Regions from separate parts of the Mus musculus genome. Here region 2 is linked to region 1. The links are chromatin loops, found by intact Hi-C in ENCODE. Cell type or tissue: left cerebral cortex. All regions are shown on one strand.

The links. Hi-C counts contacts between places; a loop is a spot of excess contacts. Peaks named below come from ENCODE experiments on the same cell type or tissue, not always from the same donor. Only the 100,000 strongest peaks of a DNase experiment are listed, where the experiment ranks them.
Region 2: a loop joins it to region 1, with 2.0 times the contacts of the local background. A loop is called at or near these places in 3 of 42 quality-filtered maps.

Annotation. Positions count from the first base shown.
Region 1 is chr12:114,120,111-114,128,110 of GRCm38, reverse strand. It overlaps Igh and the pseudogene Ighv12-2. Among named protein-coding and RNA genes, the nearest start is that of Mir7094-1, 350 kb to the left of the region's middle. In left cerebral cortex, no CTCF peak of the experiment used is centred here; no DNase peak of the experiment used is centred here.
Region 2 is chr12:113,990,284-113,998,283 of GRCm38, reverse strand. It overlaps Igh and Ighv14-2. Among named protein-coding and RNA genes, the nearest start is that of Adam6a, 450 kb to the right of the region's middle. In left cerebral cortex, no CTCF peak of the experiment used is centred here; no DNase peak of the experiment used is centred here.

The sequences.
Region 1 (8,000 bases):
GAATATTCTCCATGCAAATTATTCTTCAGGCTCTAGATTTAAATATCACTCTTTCCTGTGGTAGCTCATAAATCTTGCCCAGAAAAGACTGGTGTCTCTGGGGAAGGCAGCATTGTTATCTAGAAGATGAGACTACTAGGGTTTCTCCTGTGCTTGGCAGCAGCTCTGAAAAGTGAGTGTCACTAACTAGGTCTCCTGGGTCACACATAGGTTCTTTGGGGGCTTATGACTTCAGGTAACTGACAGACAAATCTGTTTTCAGGTATTCTGTCCCAGATTCAGCTTAAGGAATCAGGACCTGCTGTCATCAAGCCATCATAGTCACTGTCTCTCACCTGCACAGTCTCTGGATTCTCCATCACTAGTAGTGGTTTTTGCTGGCACTGGATATGCCAGCCCCCAGGAAAGGGGTTAGAGTGGATGGGGCGCATATGTTATGAAGGTTCCATATACTATAGTCCATCCCTCAAAAGTCCCAGCACCATCTCCAGAGACATATCACTGAATAAATTCTTTATCCAGCTGAGCTCTGTAACTGATGAGGACACAGCCATGTACTACTATTCCAGGGAAAACCACACAGTGAGGGACCTTTGTGTGAGCCCAGACATAAACTTCCTGCAGCAGTGCTGAAGACCAGTAGGGGACTCACAGTATGTACTAAGTATAGGCTCATCTCCATGAGCAAGATAAATTCCAGCTTATGCAAAAGAAGAAATATAAATATGACAAAAATGTAGTTTTAGATGCCATGCTGGACTTATATCTCAGACAGTCTATAGGTCATACATATAAGATAGATGAGATATATAATCTCGTTCTTTATATATTCAAAAGTTATGATTTAAGATAATATTTTAGTATTCTTGAAAATTGTGCATGTATAATTCTTTCCTCTTAGTGTCCTCAGTTACTACTTGTTTCCACATAAGGGTGTAAATACTTGAAGACTTATATTTAATAAATTGCTGCAAATAATATTCTTATTTCTAGTTAATAAATAAATAAATAAATAAATAATGCAAATGTGACTATTAATAACCTTTCAAACTTTCTAGTTACAACCGCACCTTAAGAGAAACAAAACACACACTCATGGAAGGAGTTACAGAGACAAAGTTTGGAGCCGAGACAAAAGGATGGACCATCTAGAGACTGCCATATCCAGGGATCCATCCCATAATCAGCCTCCAAACACTGACACCATTGCATACACTAGCAAGATTTTGCTGAAAGGACCCTGATATAGCTGTCTCTTGTGAGACTATGCCGGGGCCTAGCAAACACAGAAGTGGATGCTCACAGTCAGCTATTGGATGGATCGCAGGGCCCCCAATGGAGGAGCTAGAGAAAATACCCAAGGAGTTAAAGGGATCTGCAACCCTATACGTGGAACAACATTATGAAATAATCAGTACCCCGGAGCTCTTGACTCTACCTGCATATTTATCAAAAGATGGCCTAGTCAGCCATCACTAGAAAGAGAGGCCCATTGGACTTGCAAGCTTTATATGCCAAAGTATAGGAGAACGACAGGGCAAAAAAGTGGGAGTGGGTGGTTAGGGGAATGGGGGGAGTAGATGGGGGACTTTTGGGATAACATTGGAAATGTAAATGAGGTAAATATCTAATAAATAAAAAAAAGAGAGAAACAATTGAAAGTGCAATTAGTCACTGCCCATGTTACATGAATACTGACTATATCAGTCAAGTATTTGATATGTTTTGTCAACAAGTTGTTAATTCTAAGTATAAGATATTGTGAAACTTTAAAACTTTAACTTCCTAAAAGACAAAGAAGGGGGAAATTATATCCCCGTGCATATTATTTAGTGCACTACCGTGCACACTATTTAAATCATACTTTTATTTTAGAATTTTGAAATTTGGATGTCAAAGAATTTAATATATGCCTATAGTATCTTAAAAGGATCTACTTATTGGCATATGGCTTGATCCTAAACATCTACCTTATTAGGGAAGGGAAAACATAGGTCCTCTCCACAGATCGCTGCAGAAGCATGATGGTTAATTCGTGTGACAAGCTGGCAGGTGAGTTGGCTCAGTGACCTGACTGAAGTGACAAGGAAGCTAAATTGGGTACAAGTTTTTGACCCGTCCTAATATCCCAATATTAGAGAATCCTATTGCAGATAGCTAAAAATTTTAATTACCCAGCAAAGTTAACTCAGAGCACATCCTCCACTCCCAGAGAAGCTGCAGTCTTCCTGCAATTCTCAAAGCCAGCCCCCCCTCCCAAGGAGGCCAGAGACTGAGCTTGAACCTTGCTAATTTGCAATTGAATAAAGTACCTGGACTTTCCCAAAAGAAGCTTTGTACTGTTACCTTTCACTGTCTGGATTTTGTTTTTCAAACAGGTCAGTCAACACCTTCAGCCTTACTGCAGCAGGCATGCATCCCTGCCCCCAAGAGCATGCAGGTGGCAGCTACTAATTTTCATTGTAAAAGCATTCCATCACATAATGTGGCTTTTGGTCTGTTTTGGGATTAAGGTTTGCTATGAGGGCTAGAAAGGCAGAAATTTCAGATATTAGAAAAAGTTGTTTTTATTCTCATAAGATGGGCTTAGTCTCTTATCTGGTCTTCAGTTTTCCACCCTTGCTGATAATGCAAGGTCCCCTTGGTCCTCAGGCTGTGGAGATATTAGGGATGAGGATGGTGACCTCCAGCTCCTAAATTAGCCTAAGAGCCAAAAACTGTGGTGTTACAAGTGGCATGATTGTTGTAAAGGCCTTGATGAATCTGAGGTTGACAATTCTCCCTTAGGAGATGCACAGTAATCAGAACTGTGCATGCAGGTTCATGATAATATGAATCCAGTATGGGCACCACCATGAGTACGAGGCTAAGCACTACAGGGGAATGTCTAACTTGACCATTTCTGAGTTCCCTGAGAGACACACCCAGTTTGGATGGAGGTTGGTATCAAGTTATAGTTACAACCAAAAGAATCTTTCTAAGGCTCTGCCTCCCCTCCCCAAATGATATCAAGAGCCATGATTGTGGGTCGTGACAGCACCCTTGGGAGGAATTGGGTCAATGCTCCCCCAGCCATGGTTAATGCCAGCTCATCCAAGGATGAGAAGATCATTTGATCACCTCAGTTAAGTGTGGCCTTATCAAATTCAAAGGCAGGAGAGGTTGGAGATCAAACAGTGATAAGGCAAGCCCTTTACAGCCTCCCATCCTAATAAGCCAAATGGCCTTGTACTAAGGAGCCAGTTGTCACCCCTCCTTCCTGTTCCCTGCCTGTCACCCAAGGCTGTTAAGGAGGATCCATGTACTCTCCTTTAGAGTTATCTTATTATAGTGCCTTTTAAGATTGAATTCTGATATAGTTAAGTCTTTGCCAGTGTTCCAAAGTCATAGAAAGACAATGAAGCTGAGAACTTGGAATTCAGTAGGAATTCAGCAAGGAAGTTACCTATTCAGTAACTATTTAGCATTACAAAAGACGGAGCCAAGAGCTCAGGGCTAGTCTACAAAATGATTACTAGGACAGAAAGGACAGTCATAACAAATAAGGGTTTACTATGAGAAAAGTTAGGGAATACCACTGAGACAGGTTTCTTCATTAGACCCTAAGAATTCAGGCAGAACTATACAGCATAAATAAATGTTATTCCTCAACCCAGACTTTCTTTTTTATATTAACAACAGGGAAAGCCCAAAATCAGGCTGAACAGGCTTGAATATTATCACCAGGGGATCATCAGGGGTGGAGCCTGCCACCCTATTGTTCTGCCAGTCCCACTGCTACTACCTGCCACTTAGCTGTTCCAGAGTATACACGTGGTCACCTGCAGCTGGACTCTGAAGATGATTTGGCAGGAATGGGCTCGTCCCCCTTCTTTATAAGCCAGAGTTTCTGAATATTAAAATTGAGCTTTGATCAGAATCTTGTCTTAGCTCAATCCTTTCTCGATCCGCCTAGATTACCTCTTTTCTTCCAGATTCCAAGATGTCTTCCAGGCTCAAACCCAGACATATGAGCTGCCGGCCAGCCTCAACACACAATGACACTTTTATTTCACTGCCACCTCTTCAAGCTTTCTAGTATTTAGTGAGAACTAATTCACATGTCCTCTGAGAGATTGCAGTTTTTGTTATAAATAAGTGAAATCATGTCATATTTCTAGTGTGAAAAATTTTAAGGCAGAATTGATATCACAATCCGTGGTTTCCTTTTCCGGAACAAAAAACCTACTGAAGATCCTTCCCATGACATGGCTGGGTTATGGATCACATGTCGGTTCAGGTACATGGATGCTTGGGAAGCAAGTTTCATGGAGTTTGACTGCAATTATCCCATACTTCCTGGTAAATGTTGGGTTGTAGGGAAGCACCAAGGCACCACACAGTGGTGGGAAAGCACAGTCTGAGACTTGGGAATGCTGGAGATGGCTCAGGGGTCCCTGGGCCAGCAACAAGACTGAACTATGGGTTTCTTAGGCTCTTGGAATCCACATGACTCTGAGAGTTGGGGAAGACCTGAGAACACAGTGAGAGTCTATGGACAGGATCTAGCTTAGAGCCTAGGATAAAAATGGAAGCTCTTGCCGGTTCCATGATGATTGTTCTTGGCTTGATGGGTAGCAGGCATGGTCATAATTGTAGATGGGAGTACAAAGATGGACTTCTAGTGGCATTGTGGGCAAAGGCCTGCTCCATTTTTCCCATAGCAGATCCTGATGAAAACAGACAGTCCATTGTAGTGAATTCTTTACTGTCATGGTCGAGAGTGGATGCATAAAACCATATCCTACTTTTCAGGGTGGACCTGAGATTAAGTGATATCTGCAAGGGGGAATGTCAGTGAAAAGAATCTTATTTGCAACACACTACAGCCTCTAGGTCACCCAGTAGAATGAACATCATTCTCTGGAGCCTATGTGACCATAGGTCATTTCTCTTTTTTATTACATTGCTTTGGGAAGTTAGGGATGACACATCTACATGTAGAAGGTCTTGCAGCTGAGCCTTTATATGACTAATGGCCAAAAATCTATGAGGGCTGTGGCTATGTGACAGGGGCCTCATGTGCAGGATCAGGCAAAATTCCTTTAGGGTCACCTGGGCTTCAAAGCCTTTATCTTAGACAAGGACCAGGCTACCTTGCAGGGTTCACAGCCCCACACATCATCACTGAAAAAAATCTTGATTTGCTTCCTAACCTAAACATATATTCCTGTATTTATATCATTTGGAATTTGTACAAGTACTACATGAATATAATGTGTTTCGACTCCTTCCAATTCCTCTCCCACCTACTCATTAAGATTTCCTCCCAACTCTATGTGTGTTTCTTTTTTTTTCTTTTTTTATGTTTCTTTTTTTAAAAAAATAACTGACTTTAATCTATGATGACAGTGTGAATGTGGGCATACAACTATATCCTGGAGGATGGTTAGTTTTTCAATGCCCACATCACTAAAGAATACTAACTTTTCTCAGCAGTATCAAAACCCAATAGTTCTTCAAGTAGGGATAAGACTTCATGCCCACCACCTTACATTATGATGCAATATTGCCTGGCGTAACTCTTTCTAGGTCTGTGCTTACTGTCAACATCCCTGTTACATACAGAAAACCCTGTTTTACTATAGTTATCCACTGTCTCTCATTCTCCCAGTGTTTCTTGCTCTCTTCCAGGATGTTTCTTAAGCCTCAGCAGAAGATAATATTGCATAATGACAACACAAATTTACTGTGATCATCACAGTATTTCCTAAAAATATATTTGTGGGAATTTATACTGGGGATTCAAGGAAGAAAGATCAGTTGTATTTTCTTGTTTGCTTTTAAGCAAAAACCAGCTATGTTTTGTTTTTCTATCATGAGCTTAGAACTTCTGACTCTGGATTTTCCAAGCTACAGAAGATACAGAGGATACACTGCTGGAAAGTGCAGTCATTGGGAAATCACAGAACAAAAAGCATCATGTACAGCTCCAGAAATTCAGAGAATGTCAAGTTTTCCCTGAGGTTTACATCTTTGATGGCACAGGTACTATATAGTTACTATATAGTTATATGTGTACTATATAGTTAGAGTCACAGTGAAGAGACATCAGTGTTGTCAAACAGCCACCATTACACACACACAAACACACACACACACACACACACACACACACACACACACACACACTTTCTTCACTTCATAGATTCAGCAAGGCAACTTAGGAAATGTCTTGATTTTTGGTTCTGATATAACATTACATTGTCTAAATCTAATATTTTCTGCTATGTGTGCTGGTATTTTTATCTGTTTAGTTACTAAGAAAAGATATATCTAGGCTTTACAAAGGCAGAATTTCACTTTCCAAAAATAGAAATGACTCTGCCATTGATAGCAGGGTTATAGTTGATAAATTTCACTCACACAGTGGGATGCTGTAATTTAAACATGGTTTTGGCACAGATTAAACTAGCAAGTTGTATAAAAGTTCCAATGACTAGAAAACCTATTGGTTTCCCATCTGACCTGGCTCTTCTTATATCTGAGAGGACCATAGGATGAGAGCTGATTGGGGTGTTTGTGTTTCTGTCAGTAAAGATATTTTCATCCTGTACTGTCATTCCATGTTTTCTGGCCTTTTCCCAGGAGATCACATGATGCCCAGGAAGGGTATACCCATTAGGTAAAGGTTGTGAGAAATTTCTTAAGCTCTTGTGTCCACTGTCCTTCTGATGTTCTCTGTGCAATATACACAATGTCAACACTATTAGGTACTTCAAATAAAAACCGCAAATTGGGATAGAGTAAAAGTGAGACTCCTTTATTTGCGAATATTGAGGGAAATCAACAGAAAGAATGAGCATGATATGAGTGTTCTGTTGTTGTTAGATTTGAACTGTACAGGCTAATGTATGTATCATAGGGTGATTTCAGGTCGAACAGGCTTGATTTCTCAAGGAAAACTAAAGCTTCTGTCTTCCACATAATTCAAATTTATGTCTTCTCTTAAATATCACATTAACACAGATGTTTTAGGACAAAATTTTTGACTCAAAAGATATGAATAAATCCCTATAATCCTGTCTAGTAATCAATTTAGAAAACCCCTAAGTGTGGATGAGATTAACCACATTGAGATACATTTCATCAGGTAAAACAAGAAGGACAGTGTGCTACTGTATACTATGATTTAAAAATGACATGTCTGCATAATCAATAGGTTTTCTATTTTCTTCTTGAATTGCAACAGTAAAAAGGAAAAGCCAAAATAAATCAGAGTTGTGCAAAGACTGAGGAGCAGGGGCAGAGTGGAATTATCATGTGTGTTTCTTGACTGTACCCAGAATTCATTCTTCTCATTTAACCACATAAATGTCCTGGGACACCAGGTGCTATATCAGAACCCTTGCATTGAAGGACACAAGAGCTGACTGGCATTTACAGTTATTTTCTACTATCTCTTGGAAGTTACAGAAAGAGAAATGATACAATTCAAAATCTTTCTCAATCCAAATGAAGACTGTTTACGTCATTGTAGAATGAGATGCTCATTTGGAAAATTAGACATTAGAGAACTTTCTCATGAAGACACAGTTCCAAGCCTTATCATGCTGTGTCTCTTCAAAAATCTTTAATATTGTCATCTTTAGGTGCAATGTTTGTTAGATGTCTGTGAGTTATGTGATGTCTATAAGACATTAAATTTCCCTTATATATGTGAATATATATCTTTCAGGGCCTGGGTTACTTGTCTCAAGATTATATTTTCTAGTTCTATCTGTTTGATTTTTGTTTTTGCTGTTGTTCTGTTTTGTTTTACAAACTAGATAATGTACTCTTAAAAGCTGAATAATGCTTTTTGTGCAATTTTACTACTTTTTTTTAAACAAAATTTTCAGTTCAGGTACATCTAGGTTATTTCCAATATATAGCTATTATTGTTAAAACTGATATGAATGTAGTTGAGCGGATGTTCTTGCTGTAGAATGGAGAGTCTGGGTATATGCCAAGGAGTGGTA
Region 2 (8,000 bases), 130 kb after region 1:
TTCATATAATATTACATGTCATTTTATTGTCTTGGCTTTTAGGTACTGGAAAACCTCTTAGTGTACTCTTCTCCCTAGGAGACTATTCTATAAGCAAATTATATATTTATATGTATATATTTATTATATATTATAGATATACCATTAATATAAATATATATTCTAAAATAAATTATATAAATACAGTAAAGAAGCTTCCAGCTCTTATGTTGCCAGCAATCCTTCAACTAGGGCTTAGAATTAACAATCCTGCATTTTGATATGTTATGGCTTACAGTAATGGTTGTAAGGTATTGTAGTTAGAAGTTTCCTCTCTGATTGGAGATAACAACATATATCTGTGAGTAGTGATGTTCTGAGTGATCTCAGCCTGACTGATTCTTATCTGTGAACACTGCAGATTCCCCAAAGGTCTTAGAGTAGTTGAATTATTTCTTGTTTAGAAACGTTGTAAGAAGCTTTATTCTTTCAGATGCAGTTTCTTCATCTTATGTAGTAATCCCTTTCAGTTGATCATTGTTTTTCCCACTGATGGCATCTTTACCTGAAATTACTAAGAACACCAAAATCTCTGAAGAGTCTCCAGTTTTGTAATACTTAACTCTTCTTGTTTGTATTTAAATGGTATTTTATTTGGAATACTACATATTGGACTTTTTATATTTTTCATCCAGGTGATTTGACAAACTCTTTCTACCTATTGTTTAGCATTGCTTCCAGAAAACTAAACTGTGAAAAACTAGCAATAAAATGAAGCTTCTTAGTGTGCATTTCCATTTTATTGTTTTTATTTCTTTTTCTGCCAAAACTTAGACTGCTATCATACATCTTCTTTAATGAATTATTTAATGATTCTTTATTTATCCCTTTCACTGATTGACTTTATATTTACAAAGCATTTTTTAAGCTATCTGATTCTACCATAACTGCTCTCATGCCTTCCAATATAGTGCATTCATTACAGATGTGTAAAAGAGCCCCTACCACTCATTTACCTATTCACCTTTGCCTGGCATAAAGTTTATGATGTGGTTATTTCTTGAGTTCCTGAGTTAGAGATTACTTGCTGAACACCAAGTTGACTTCTTTTTGAATATGAGTTGTTGAAATATTCACATACTAGTGTTTTTCTCAGACGTCAGCTTTCAATTTTAGCAGTTTTGAATTCCAGTGTTGCTTCTCTTCTCACACATATTCACACTCTGCCTCCATGTTTCACCAATTGCATATTGAACCATCTTAACTTTGATGCTTGTTATTACAGGTAAACTTGAGCTGATGGTGAGAAAATGTTGCCCTGTGTGGGTTGAATTTAATAAAAATTAAGCTTCTGATGTAAATGCCATTGTTCATATTCTGTTTCTTCCTGTGTATAAATAGTGGGCAGACCTTCAGCTTTATCAGCTTTGTCATTCAAAGAACACTGATCTCTGATGACATTGTAAAGATCATCTGATTTGTCTACACTGCTGGAACCTGGAGCTCATTCAGTTTGAGGGTTGAGACTACAGGAAAGGTGGCCCATTAACTGGCCAAATTTGGGATCCATCTCAAGGCAAGGGTTCAAGGCCTGACACTATCATTGCTGCTATGGTGTGCTTTAAAGACAAGAGCCTAGCATGGCTGTCCTCTGAGAGGTCCAACAAGCAGCTGACTGATACAGAGGCAAATACTTACACCCAACCATTGCACAAAAGTCAGAAACCTAAGTGTTTTAATTAGAAAAAGATCGGAAAAGCTCTGGAGGAGGATCACCCCGCAGGAAGAACAGCAATATCAGCACACCTGGACCCCTGAGATCTCTCAGAAACTGGGATACCAACCAAGCAGCATACATGAGCTGGTCTGAGGCGTTTTCTGTATCCATTCCCTCTTCCACAAATACTGTGATTAATTTCTCAACCTTTTCATTGCATCTTTGATCATTTTATACTTGTGTATAATGTGGTATTTTTATAACATTGAAAAGTTTTACTTTTCCTGGATTCCTACAACCAAACTTCATACTGAGATAAGTTCCTTATCTTGAATCCTGTGAATACCCTATCAATGGTGTGCCTGGTGGTGTAGACATCTCACTGACCATGCTGCTGTCTCCTAAACATAGCCCACCAATTGTTTTGGAGGTGATATGATGATGCTAATTTTGTTTGTTGTAGTGTATGCGCAACAATGGCATCACTCAACCAAGAAATTGTCCTTACCTTTACATCTTCACCACATCCAAACATCTCCTTTTTCTGACTATTTAGCTAAAGATTTGTGATGAATAAACCCTTGGTTGCTTAATATACATTTTTGGGATGATTTAAAATTGGAATTTAGTTAAATTTCTTTAAAAATACAGAAGCATTTTAAAAAATCTGTGTATTTGTTTAGTTTTTGTTTTCTTGTGAATGAGTTGAGTTGCCTGTATATTTGTATGTAGGCTCATAATCTCATGAAAGGAAATTACAAGGGACAAGCAAATATATTTTTTAAAAACAAAACTAAGAATTTTATAAATGTTTAGAATTTTTTTAAAAAGTATATTGTACACTGGACATATTTTCTTCATTATATTTCCTTGACTCTATTATTCCCATTTGGCCATTAATTTCAAGTAGACAGTTTGATTTCAATTTTATTACATATTTGCATTCATAATTGTTGGTAGCTGTACAATATCCACAAATGAGGGGCTCATATACAATATCTCTGTTTTCATAAAGGTCTTAATTTACCTAAGAAAGTTGAGTTCCTTAATCATTACAGAAGAATACATTCTGCTGTGTTATAAGAATAGCATATTTAGTTTATACAATCATTTGTTCACAGAAGTGTTGTTTAGCTCAGTAATTTAGTTATTACAGAAAATGCTGAATAAATAAACATTTGAATGCACATATTTCTGAGGCATGTTCAATTGTTGTCACTTGTGTAATATTTTAGTATGCAACCTTCTGGAAAGGCCACTATTAATTTCAAGTGTATGAAAAAAGATTGCAAATTCTCATAAATACGTTTTTAAATTTCCAGTAACCATTTTCTCTGACTGGTTCTAACACCAATAAATTTTATCACCAAGTCAAGTGAGTGTCTCAGGTTAGGATTCTATTTTTTAAAATGAAAGATTAAGCTTTGATATTGTATCTAAGTGGTCTGCACATGTCTCAGCGAAATTTCCTCAGACAGAAGTAGGATTTGGTCCCCAGCATCCTGTTGACTGACCCAGGTGCACTCAACTTCCTTCTTCTCCAGCCAGAATGTTCTTATGTAAGAAAGATCCTGCCTCATGAGTATGCAAATCATGTGAGACTGTGATGATTAATATATAGGGATATCCACACCAAACATCATATGAACCCTGTCTTCTCTACAGCCACTGAATCTCAAGGTCCTTACAATGAAATGCAGCTGGATCATCTTCTTCCTGATGGCAGTGGTTACAGGTAAGGGGCTCGCAAGTCCCAAACTTGAGGGGCCATACACTCTGTGACAGTGGTAATCACTTTGTTTTTCTTTCTCCAGGGGTCAATTCAGAGGTTCAGCTGCAGCAGTCTGGGGCAGAGCTTGTGAAGCCAGGGGCCTCAGTCAAGTTGTCCTGCACAGCTTCTGGCTTCAACATTAAAGACTACTATATGCACTGGGTGAAGCAGAGGACTGAACAGGGCCTGGAGTGGATTGGAAGGATTGATCCTGAGGATGGTGAAACTAAATATGCCCCGAAATTCCAGGGCAAGGCCACTATAACAGCAGACACATCCTCCAACACAGCCTACCTGCAGCTCAGCAGCCTGACATCTGAGGACACTGCCGTCTATTACTGTGCTAGACACAGTGTTGCAACCACATCCTGAGTGTGTCAGAAACCATAGAACCGCAGGAAGCTGCCTGAGACTAAGATGACAGACAACATTATTGTGTAGATTTGCTCAGAAATAGTCATTCTGAGTGTCCTTAAGTCTGCTGCCTCCTCCTCAGATTTCTATATGGTATTTGTCAAATTTGCAAAAGGGCATCTCCAAATGATGCTGATTTGGGATCTTCCTAAAGTAGATTAGAGTAAGCTATATTTTGCCCAGCTCTTCACTGACATGTTATTGTTTAATAAAAGAAAAAAGATATACTGTTGAAATATATAATGAAATGGATATCCTTCAAGTCTAAGAAATTTTAATTGTTGCTGAACTAGATACAAATAAACTATATTATGAATATAGCAAATAAAGCCCAAATCAACAACATGTGGGCAAAGAAAAACCTCTTTCATAATCCATTGATGTGTCTGAAATAAGAAAACGCAGGTTTTTGAATAGGATCACTGTAGATTTGGGCATAGTTAATTTACTTCTCCTGTAGAATCTTATTTTATAACTTTAACTAAAGGTATTAATACATCTAAATGTAAATTGCTTTGGGTAGTAGTAGTCAAATCTTTTATTATTTTGGGATTAGGGATGAAATTGCATGCCATGCTATGGAGCCCTCTGTGTACAGAGTCTGCTGCTCTGAGAACAACTGGCATTCTGCTCAGGTAACATTGAGGACAGAGCAATGGGATTCTTAGTTGGACATGTAAGAGGTCTGATCTTGGCTTCAGCAGCCCTAGGTGCTCTATCTCTTCTTTCTTGAGACTGAATTAATTTTTACCAATATTGTGTTAACATTGACTGGAACAGTAAAATGTCTTTTCATATTTTCAGCTATATTAGAGGAAAATTTACTATAATGAGGATGATTAGCAGGTTTTAATTTATATTATTTTTTAGATATAGCCTTTTCCCTCCACACTGGGACCATAGAGGAAGACACAAGAATATTAGCCTAGCTGAGCCTTATGCTCCAAAATTTTGCATGATTTTATCATAGCATTATTAGTATGAGTAGTATTAACAACTTTTTAAATAGCTTATGAAAGTGACAACAAGGTAGAAACAGCTTCAATATTTTTTTCCTAAATACAAATTCTTGAAGATGATCAACAAAATCCTAAAGAGTTCTGTAGATTTGTGTCTGATATTAGGAAAGAAGCCTAAAGGAGGATCTTTATTCCAATACTTATAAGAGCTTTTGTATTAACCAGTTGAGAGGGGTAAATTGTTTGAACTCTGTTTGAAAATTTTCATGGATGATAGACTATTGATAAGTAATTCTGAGGGAGGGGAGTGTTCCTTCCTTTGGTTATGAGCATCAGTGAGCAGGCATTCATCTATTACTAAAGCCACAGATTAAACTTATGGGTGGTGAGAATTATTTCATAATAGCTTGCTAGTCGAAGGGTTTCATTTCACACATAGTTTTCATAGTGTCTACTATTCTTGTAATGAGATGGCTGTCAATCCAATTCTGTATAATACTTTTTTGAGATTATCATCTGTGGCCAATGAGGACTTCATGGGCAGGATTTTGTCATATTTCACAAATGACTGAAAATATTGCTCCCTGAAAAGTTTCTTAAGTGTATTTTAACCCACACTCCCCACAGGAGCCTCCACTCCCAAGTGCTCTAGCACACCTAGGATCTTAGGATCACAGTGAGTAAAGCACTTCTGTTCCAACACCACTGGGAGTGACTGGAAACAGCAGGATTCAGAGAAGCAGTAACCCTGCCCAACCAGTGGCTCTGGTTCCTTCAAGTCAGCACCACTCTAAATTGGTCTCAAACTCTAGGGACAGTCCCACGGTCCCCATAGGAGTCTCAACTCTCAGGTGCTCTATCACCCAGGATCCAAAGATCTCAGGTGTTTGGTCACACCAGGATCTCAGGGACTCAGAGGCAGCATGACACCCAGGAATTCTGATACACCCAAGGGCAGGGAGCACTTGCAATAATCCGATGGCAGGAGTCAAGCAAAAGAACAAAAGCAACAGAAACCAAGGTGACTTGGCAACATCAGAATTTTCCAAGCAAATGGTCCCAAGAAACAAGATGGAATACCATTCTAATATCAAATAAAATCAACTTTCAACTTAAAATTATTAACAAAAGATAAGAAGGGATACTTCATACACACCAAAGATAAAATCTACCAAGATGAACTCTCAATTCCGAACATCTATGATCCAAATGCAAGGGCATCCACACTCATGAAAGAAACTTTACTAAAGCTCAAAGCACACATTGCACTGCACACAATAATAGTGGAAGACTTCCAAACCAAACTCTCATCAATAGACAGATCATGGAAACAAAAGCTAAACAGAGACACAGTGAAACTAACAGAAGTTATGAAACAAATGGATTTAGCAATTATCTATATAACATTTTATTCTAAAAAAAAAAGGATATACCTTCTTCATAGCACCTCATGGTACCTTCTGCAAAACTGACCATATATTTGGCCACAAAACAGGCCTCAACAAATAGAAGAAGATTCAAACAGTCCCATGCATCCTATCAGGTCAGCACAGACTACGGCTGATCTTCAATAACAACATAAATAATAGAAAGCACACATATACCTGCAAGCTGAACAATACTCTATCCAACGATAACTTGGTCAAGTAAGAAAGAAAGTAAAAATTAAAGACATTTTAGAGTTTAATGAAAATGAAACCACAACATACCCAAACTTATAGGACACAATGAAAGCATTCCTAAGAGGAAAAGTCATAGCTCTGTGTGCCAGCAAAAAGAAACTGGAGAGACCATACACTAACAGCTTGACAGCACACCTGAAATCTCTAGAACAAACAGAAGTAAATTCACCCAAGAGGACTAGAAAATAAGGAACAATCAAACAGAGGGCTGAAATCAAAGAAGTGGAAACAAAAAGAACTATAAAAAGAATTAACCAAACCGAGAACTTTTTCTTTGAGAAAATCAACAAGATAAATAAACCCTTAGCCAGACTAACTAGAGGGCACAGAGATAGTATCCTAATTAACAAAATCAAAAATGAAAAGGGAGACATACAACAGAGATTGAAGAAATCAAAAAAAAATCAGATCCTACTATAAAAAGCTATACTCAACAAAACTGAAAAAACTGGGATGAAATGAACAATTTTCTGACAGATGCAAGGTGTCACATTAAATAAGGCAGATTAACAACCTAAAAAGTCCCATATCCACTAAAGATATATTAACAGTCATTAAGAATCTCCCAACTAAAAAAAAAAAAAAAAAACAGGACGAAATGCGAAATGTGTTTAGTACAATAGTACAAAGTTCTATCAAAATTTCAAAGACCTAATAACAATACTCCTCAAACCTTTCTACAAAATAGAAGCAAAAGGAACCTTACCCAATTCATCCCATGAAGCCACAATTACTCTTATACCTAAACCACACAAAGACCCAACAATGAAACAGAGCTTCAGACCAATTTCCCTTATGAATATCGAGGCAAAAATACTCAATCAAATCATTGCTAACCGAATCCAAGAACACATTATAATGATCATCCATCATGATCAAGTAGACTTCATCCCATGGATGCAGGAATGGTTCAATATATGGAAATCCATCAACATAATACACTATATAAACAAACTCAAAGAAATAAAAGTATATAATCATCTCATTAGATGCTGAGAAAGCATTTGTCAAAACCAAACACCTCTTCATCATAGAAGACTTGGAAAGTTCAGAAATTCAAGGCCCATACCTAAACATAATAAAAGCAATATACAGCAAACTAGTAGCCAAGATCAAACTAAATAGAGAGAAACTTGAAGCAATCCCACTAAGATCAGGGACTAGACAAGGTTACTCACTATCACCCTACCTATTCAATATAGTGCTTCAAGTCCTAACCAGAGCAATTAGACAACAAAAGGAGATCAAAGGAATACAAATTGTAAAGGAAGAAGTCAAACTACCTCTATTTGAAGATCATATGATAGTATACATAAGTGACCCCAAAAATTCCACCAGACAAATACTACACCTGATAAACAACTTCAGTAAAGTATCTGGACATAAAATTAACTCAAAAAATTCAGTGGCTTTCCTCTACACAGTGGATAAACAGGCTGAGAAAGAAAATAGAGAAACAACACCCTTTACATTAGTCA